Linked DNA regions of Homo sapiens: region 1 is linked to region 2. The links are chromatin loops, found by intact Hi-C in ENCODE. Cell type or tissue: gastrocnemius medialis. All regions are shown on one strand. Links, peaks and the distances in the headings refer to the core of each region. The heading gives the core; the rest is flanking DNA.

Region 1 (2,920 bases), core at 323-2,822, 180 kb after region 2:
AGAAATAAGTAATAAGTGATTAAAATAGAATTTAGGCTTGTGAACTAATAAAAAAAAGTAATAAAAATCATAAAACAGAGAAAGAAAGGAATGAAGGATAAAAGAAATAGAGTCCTTTGGAATCATAAAATGTCTTGCAAACGTCATCAAGTAGAATAGATTAGCAACAATACCAATTGAAATGGATTGACCTCTTACTACATTCTAGGCACCTTCACTTTCCAAAGCTTTTTCATTTATCCTCAAATAACCTTCTGAGGAAGGTGAAATACCATTTCTACCCTCATTCTATAAGGTAAAAATAAAGCCCAGGGAGGTAAAATGAAACTTTCCCAATATTACAGTGAAATAGCAATTCCAATGCAAGCCTATGAAAGAGCTAGGACTATACTTTAAAGCATTCATATGCTCCATAAGATTTACCTCAGTAAAAACTATTTTCTCCTTATTTTTTACTTATATATAAAGCTACACCCACATAAAATACTTTTTATTAGCATTTACTTACTACTTCTCAATCTTAAAACGGAGGCAAATGTATATGAAATGTCTAGGACAAGGTTTAAATTTTAAACTTTTAAGAATATGTTCCTGAAATGTTCACCATTTAGCTAAACTCTAGTTACTTTTCTATCTTCACACAAACCCGCAACGAAGATCTAGTATCTTGATCAATCCAAGTGAAAGGAAAAACTTTTATTTTTCAATGTGTCTCTCTTATTTCCTAATTGCAATTAAAAAATTGTCTATCTAAGTTTAGTTGTGACTTTCAAACTTGGATTTTAAAATAGAAAAGGGAACTATAACACTCTTCCTAGTGTTAAGTCTGACAGTTTAGGTGTGTTGTCATTAGTGGAGTAAGTAAACAAACTCTGACTTTATCTAGCCCAGGTTGTTTTACACCTAACTGATTTTATTAATGAGATCTTGTTCAGCCCCTCCAGTGTGTTGGCTAGAACACTGAGCTGGATGGCCTGTGTTTTATTTAGATCAGCACATTTTGTGGCTATGGGATGGTTAACACACTTCCTTGGGGTTCTGGGTGGTGGAAGCAAGTAAAATTTTACTAGGTGGCCTTAGAGGGAACCCGTGGTTTTATACTACTTCCAGGAGAGGAAGAGCAACAGGGAGCGACTTGATCCTGCTGGAGACATTGTCCAAGGGTGCGTTAACAGGAAAGGATGTCCAGGACAGAGCTGGCCAATTCTGCTAGAGGCCAGCTGACATTCATGTGGTTTATCTAGATCATCCCTATGAATGTCACTGAGGAAACAGTGTTTAACTTCTTAAAATATCTCCTACAAAACTAAAAGGAAATTGCACCAAGTATGGCATCTGGGAGTGAGGTACACAGCTGCCAAAGACAGGAAATCTAAAGTAAAGCTGCCTCCCCCAACCATTAGATTCCTTTAAAAATAATTCAGATTCTATGATAATCTAAATGAATACAGTCAGAGAGATTCTGAATTTCATTGTTTTCTAAGCAGTCTAAGCTAATGTGTCTCAGATTTTCCATTGGTGGTTGGTGTGATGATGCAAATAGAAGGAACAGGTTGGTGATTTGTATTAAAAAAAGACGTAGAACAACTTCCAATTGGTTACAATTTACAGTTGGCCAAGGAGTAAACACAACTTCTAGACTTGCCAGCCTTCTCAAATTGGCCATTTTTATCTCTCTTCCTGCGCTAGTTGCTCAAAGCCATATCCAAAAGTACCCTGACACAAAACCACTGAAGGGTGTGGTCTCTGCTTGTCCTGGGCAATGAACAGGGAAGCTATTTATGTCTAGGGCATCTCTATTCAGTGACTCATGTTTCGACTGGAAAATTGGCCACAGCTTTCTAGCAGCTCTTTCCTGCCAGCTCTCCTGGCATGCTACCCAATGCTTCCACTGCCCCACCCTCTCTCTCCTTGCCCAGTCTGCTTTTATATTCCTGAAGCCCCCACTTAATAATAGTCATTGTTCCATGTTAACCTTGAGGATCTGGGAGAAAGGACAATGAAGGGCATAGCTGTATGCTGTAATGAGCATTTGGCGCTATAGCAGGTGGAAAAGGCTTTGGGGATCTGGGCAGATTAGGAGGAGAGGGGGCTCTAGCAGATGTTGAAGCAAGATGATGTATTGCTGCTCACTCTGGGATTCAGACAATACCAGTGCAAAAGTAGAATAGGGAAAAGGGGAAAAAATTGATCCCTTCTGAAACAAACTGCACTAGAAACCAGACACACTTGAAAGTGAGCATTTAAGAGACAAATTTGTTGCCAGGCCCTGGGTTTTCTCCTGCCTTTTCTTTCTCTCTCTCTCTGTCTCTCTCTTTCTCTCTCACTTTCTCTTTTCTGATAGCATATCAATTGCCAAATTGTCCTTTTAATTAGATTGTTAACTACATCCAGGGCTGGACATATTTCCTATCAGTTTAAGGTTCTTATTAATATGACTTTTTTGCACCAAAAAAAAAATAGCAGTGGATGGATCAAGAATTTCATTTTCATTTTAGCCTTATCTGAGAACCAGGAAGCCATGTTAAGCAAAGGCAAATGCCATTTAAATGATGATTAGTTCACCATTTGAAGAAATATATATTTAAAGCTGTCCTTTTGCACTGAGCTAGGCAATTAAATAACAAAAATGTTGACATTAACAAATGCTTCATTCACTTTATAAAGAATAATACAAATAAACCTTAATCTTAATAGGTTTGTGATATTTTCAGTTCTGATTTTTAATATTTATTGCAATATGTTTTGTAAAATTCTAAAAATAAAGATAGATGAATTACCTACTGTAAGATATGGTTTGCACAATTATTCATATATATGCATTCACACACATGTATATAATACATTCTGGGTGTGGAATGAAAGCCAAAATCCAAGTATTCATCAAATGTAGACAAAAAAAAATCACAATCCTTAAATG
Region 2 (2,920 bases), core at 310-2,809:
CACTGCAAGGGGTGGGGTGGGGGAGGTGAGGAGATGATTATATCCTTAAGCGCCAGGATAGACTGCAAAAGTGGTAAACTGATAAGAGGAGAATGCAACTAGTGAACAGAACTCAGTCATGCTAACCTAATATTCTCAGTGGCAAAGAAAACCCAAGAATGTTGCCTAGATGAGTGTGAATGAGAGAGTCTGGAAAAGACAGAAACCTTTGGTGATGTTTATTAATAAGTGGGTTCAATAAGAAAAATGGGAGTAAGTTTTCTAGTTTTCTCCCACTTCTAACAGGAGACTGTATTAGGTCATACACCACTAGAGTAAGTAGAAAAATGTCCAAGTCCCACATAGTTCCCATTGCCTAAATGTTAGAAACCACCTTGAAAAACTCTAGAAGAAATGCTTCATGGATAATGGCTTAAATGAAGGAGTTTTGTTCTGATAAAGTGATCCAAGGTCATGAGAATTTTTCCTATGGCCATGGAAAATTTTGGTTTCAACATGTGCTGTATCTTTCTCAAGGTGACAGTGTGATGTATTGGTGAAAGTACTGGGTGGGGATTTGGGGCAACTGTATTTAAGAAGTGAGTCTTTCACTACAAATCTATGTAATCTTGAAAAAGTTAAATTCTCAGCATGTTATGATTATTTTTATTTTTTCATTTCTAAACCGAGATGATTAAATCAGATGACCACAACTGTTCTATCTGGTTCTGACATGATAGATTCTCCATGGGCTGTGCCCAGCTGTGCTGTGAGGCCTGAGGTAGAGGAGCCTTACCTCCCTCAGGGCATTAGACACTTACTTTGGGGGAAGATTCTTCTTATACCAGAACAACTGACTCTATAACTGAGTGTTCTGAATGGCTCCTGTCTCTTTAATGGATATGTCTCCAGGGCTTAGGACAGCCATTGGCACTAGGTGCTTAGAAATCTTTGGTAAATGAGTGAAGTACTATCTCCAAGGAAACTGATACTTAAATGGGACTTAAGGAACACTCCTTTCAGGGCATACAATACTGATTGTAACTGGGGTTAAAGCAAGGACTCTGTTCAAATCTCCACTTTATCACTTACTTTTGGCTGACCACAGGAAAATTACTTAATCTCTCTAAGTTAATCCTCTTACAGTGAAAGCACGGTTAGAATTGTGTTTCCCTAATATGGATATTGTGAGATTTAAGCCAGTATTGCATTATTAGCACAGTGACTAGCAAGTAGTGAGTAGTCAATAAACATAACTATACTTAGGTCAGGTTTAAGTTTTGAGGCCACAAAACAAATGGTGGGGAGACTTCTTCCAAAATCATAGTGGATACAGGTGTGTTTTGTTAAGAGTTAGCTAACTAGTTATTGAACAAAAATGAAACAGAGATTTTAAAAACTAAGTTCTCTGTTAAGCTGGATTGTGTTGTGTGGTAAGGGGATCTAGGGAGGTGTATTTAAAAGGGCGATTTAGAGTAAAGAAGAAATAAGCTGGTTGCCAGGTACTATCTAGAGAAAAGTAAATTTGGCAGACAGAATACACAGGATCCAGATTAGATACTGTGATTTGACCTGGGCTTTGGCTGGACATATTAAAACAACATCATCTAAAGATAGTGGGGTGGTGAGCTTGAATCACAGTCTTATTCACTACGGCCAGGTTGCTCAAGTGTCTGGCTAAGGTGAAGGCAAAGTGCACAGAGGAAATTGTTTAAGCTCACATTGGATCCCAGCAAATGTGAGAGCCCGCAGCGATGGTGATGAAGTTCAGGAGTGTGCACGGAGTTTTCTAGAGCATTTTCTGGCACAGCTGCATTTGGATTTGAAGATACCTCCCCATGTAGGGCAGGATGAGAACAGATAATAACTAAGTGGTTGGAAGCAGGGCATTAGCAAAAGCTGGGCAGGACCATAAAAAAGTGTGGTTGGAATGCAAGCATGGACCCAAGCCCTAGAATAAAATTAGGTGCCTCAGAAAAGTCAGAAGGATACGCTCTGCTTCAAGGCAGATGCTGAGGCTTTCTGTTCGAGTTAAATAGCAGGAAAGGGAATGGAGAATTAGGGAGGGAGCTCTTTAGAGACTTCAGGGCCACCCAAGTTTTACTCTGCTCATGGGTTAAATATCTGGTAGGCATCAGAAATTAATTCCAAGTTGCACCATGTGAGATTGACAGTACCCATATGTATTCTGATTTGGTATCATTGGCTCAGAAAAGTTAAGCTGGCTATAGAGACAGATGATAAAGAAACTTGGCAGGGGCTGACACTAGTGCTGTAAGAGAAGAAATAAAAGCAAAGAGAGAAATAAGGAGAAGAAAATGACGCTAAACAACACTGACCACAAAAAAGAAAACTAAACTTTTTAAAAATGAGTAAAAGACTTATTTCTCAGATGCAAAGTTTATCTGAGGCAAAACTGGCTGACGCAGTGGCTGTAAAGAATTTCCATATTTTCAAAGAGCTGGGTCTGAGGCCTGCAAAGAAAAATAAATAAGCCACACTTCCTTTTCACATCTCCTTCTTTTGATGACCTCAAAGGTTAGAAAGAGTGCTCATATTAAAACAGGATGGAAAGGGGCTACTGTTATCTCAAGAATCCCTGGGTCAGTGCTCTAAGAGAGATCTGAAAAAGAAAAGTGCTATCAAGAATTACCTGAGGCAAACTGCTGGAGGCTAAAAAGCAATAGCAAGCATTAAGATAAGAGAAGATTGAGTTTATGTCTATGTAAATAGCCCATAGGCATATCACAACCTCCTACAAGCTAAAGGTCTGCAGAGCAATTGCCATAGGAGAGATTCTGAACATGAAGTAGTGGGGCAGTACAGTCTGGGTAGGTCCCCACCAAGAAATATAAAGAAGGCAAAGACCTTGTAGTCTGGGGTGTAAGCCTTGTGGTAGGAGCCTCTCAAAATGTCATGGGAAGGTAAACAGGCTGTGAAA

What was found. Hi-C counts contacts between places; a loop is a spot of excess contacts. Peaks named below come from ENCODE experiments on the same cell type or tissue, not always from the same donor. Only the 100,000 strongest peaks of a DNase experiment are listed, where the experiment ranks them.
Region 1: a loop joins it to region 2, with 2.5 times the contacts of the local background. A loop is called at or near these places in 1 of 110 quality-filtered maps.

What each region holds. Positions count from the first base shown.
Region 1 is chr5:89,456,401-89,459,320 of GRCh38, forward strand. The region is part of intron 8 of MEF2C-AS1 (MEF2C antisense RNA 1); the gene reads left to right. Among named protein-coding and RNA genes, the nearest start is that of LINC02161, 120 kb to the right of the region's middle. In gastrocnemius medialis, for the core only: no CTCF peak of the experiment used is centred there; DNase peaks (open chromatin) are centred at 1,171 and 1,821; H3K4me3 peaks cover 804 bases; H3K27ac peaks cover 2,190 bases.
Region 2 is chr5:89,279,784-89,282,703 of GRCh38, forward strand. All of the region lies in intron 7 of MEF2C-AS1 (MEF2C antisense RNA 1), which reads left to right. Among named protein-coding and RNA genes, the nearest start is that of LINC02161, 300 kb to the right of the region's middle. RefSeq lists an enhancer at 584-753. In gastrocnemius medialis, for the core only: no CTCF peak of the experiment used is centred there; a DNase peak (open chromatin) is centred at 1,638; H3K27ac peaks cover 2,209 bases.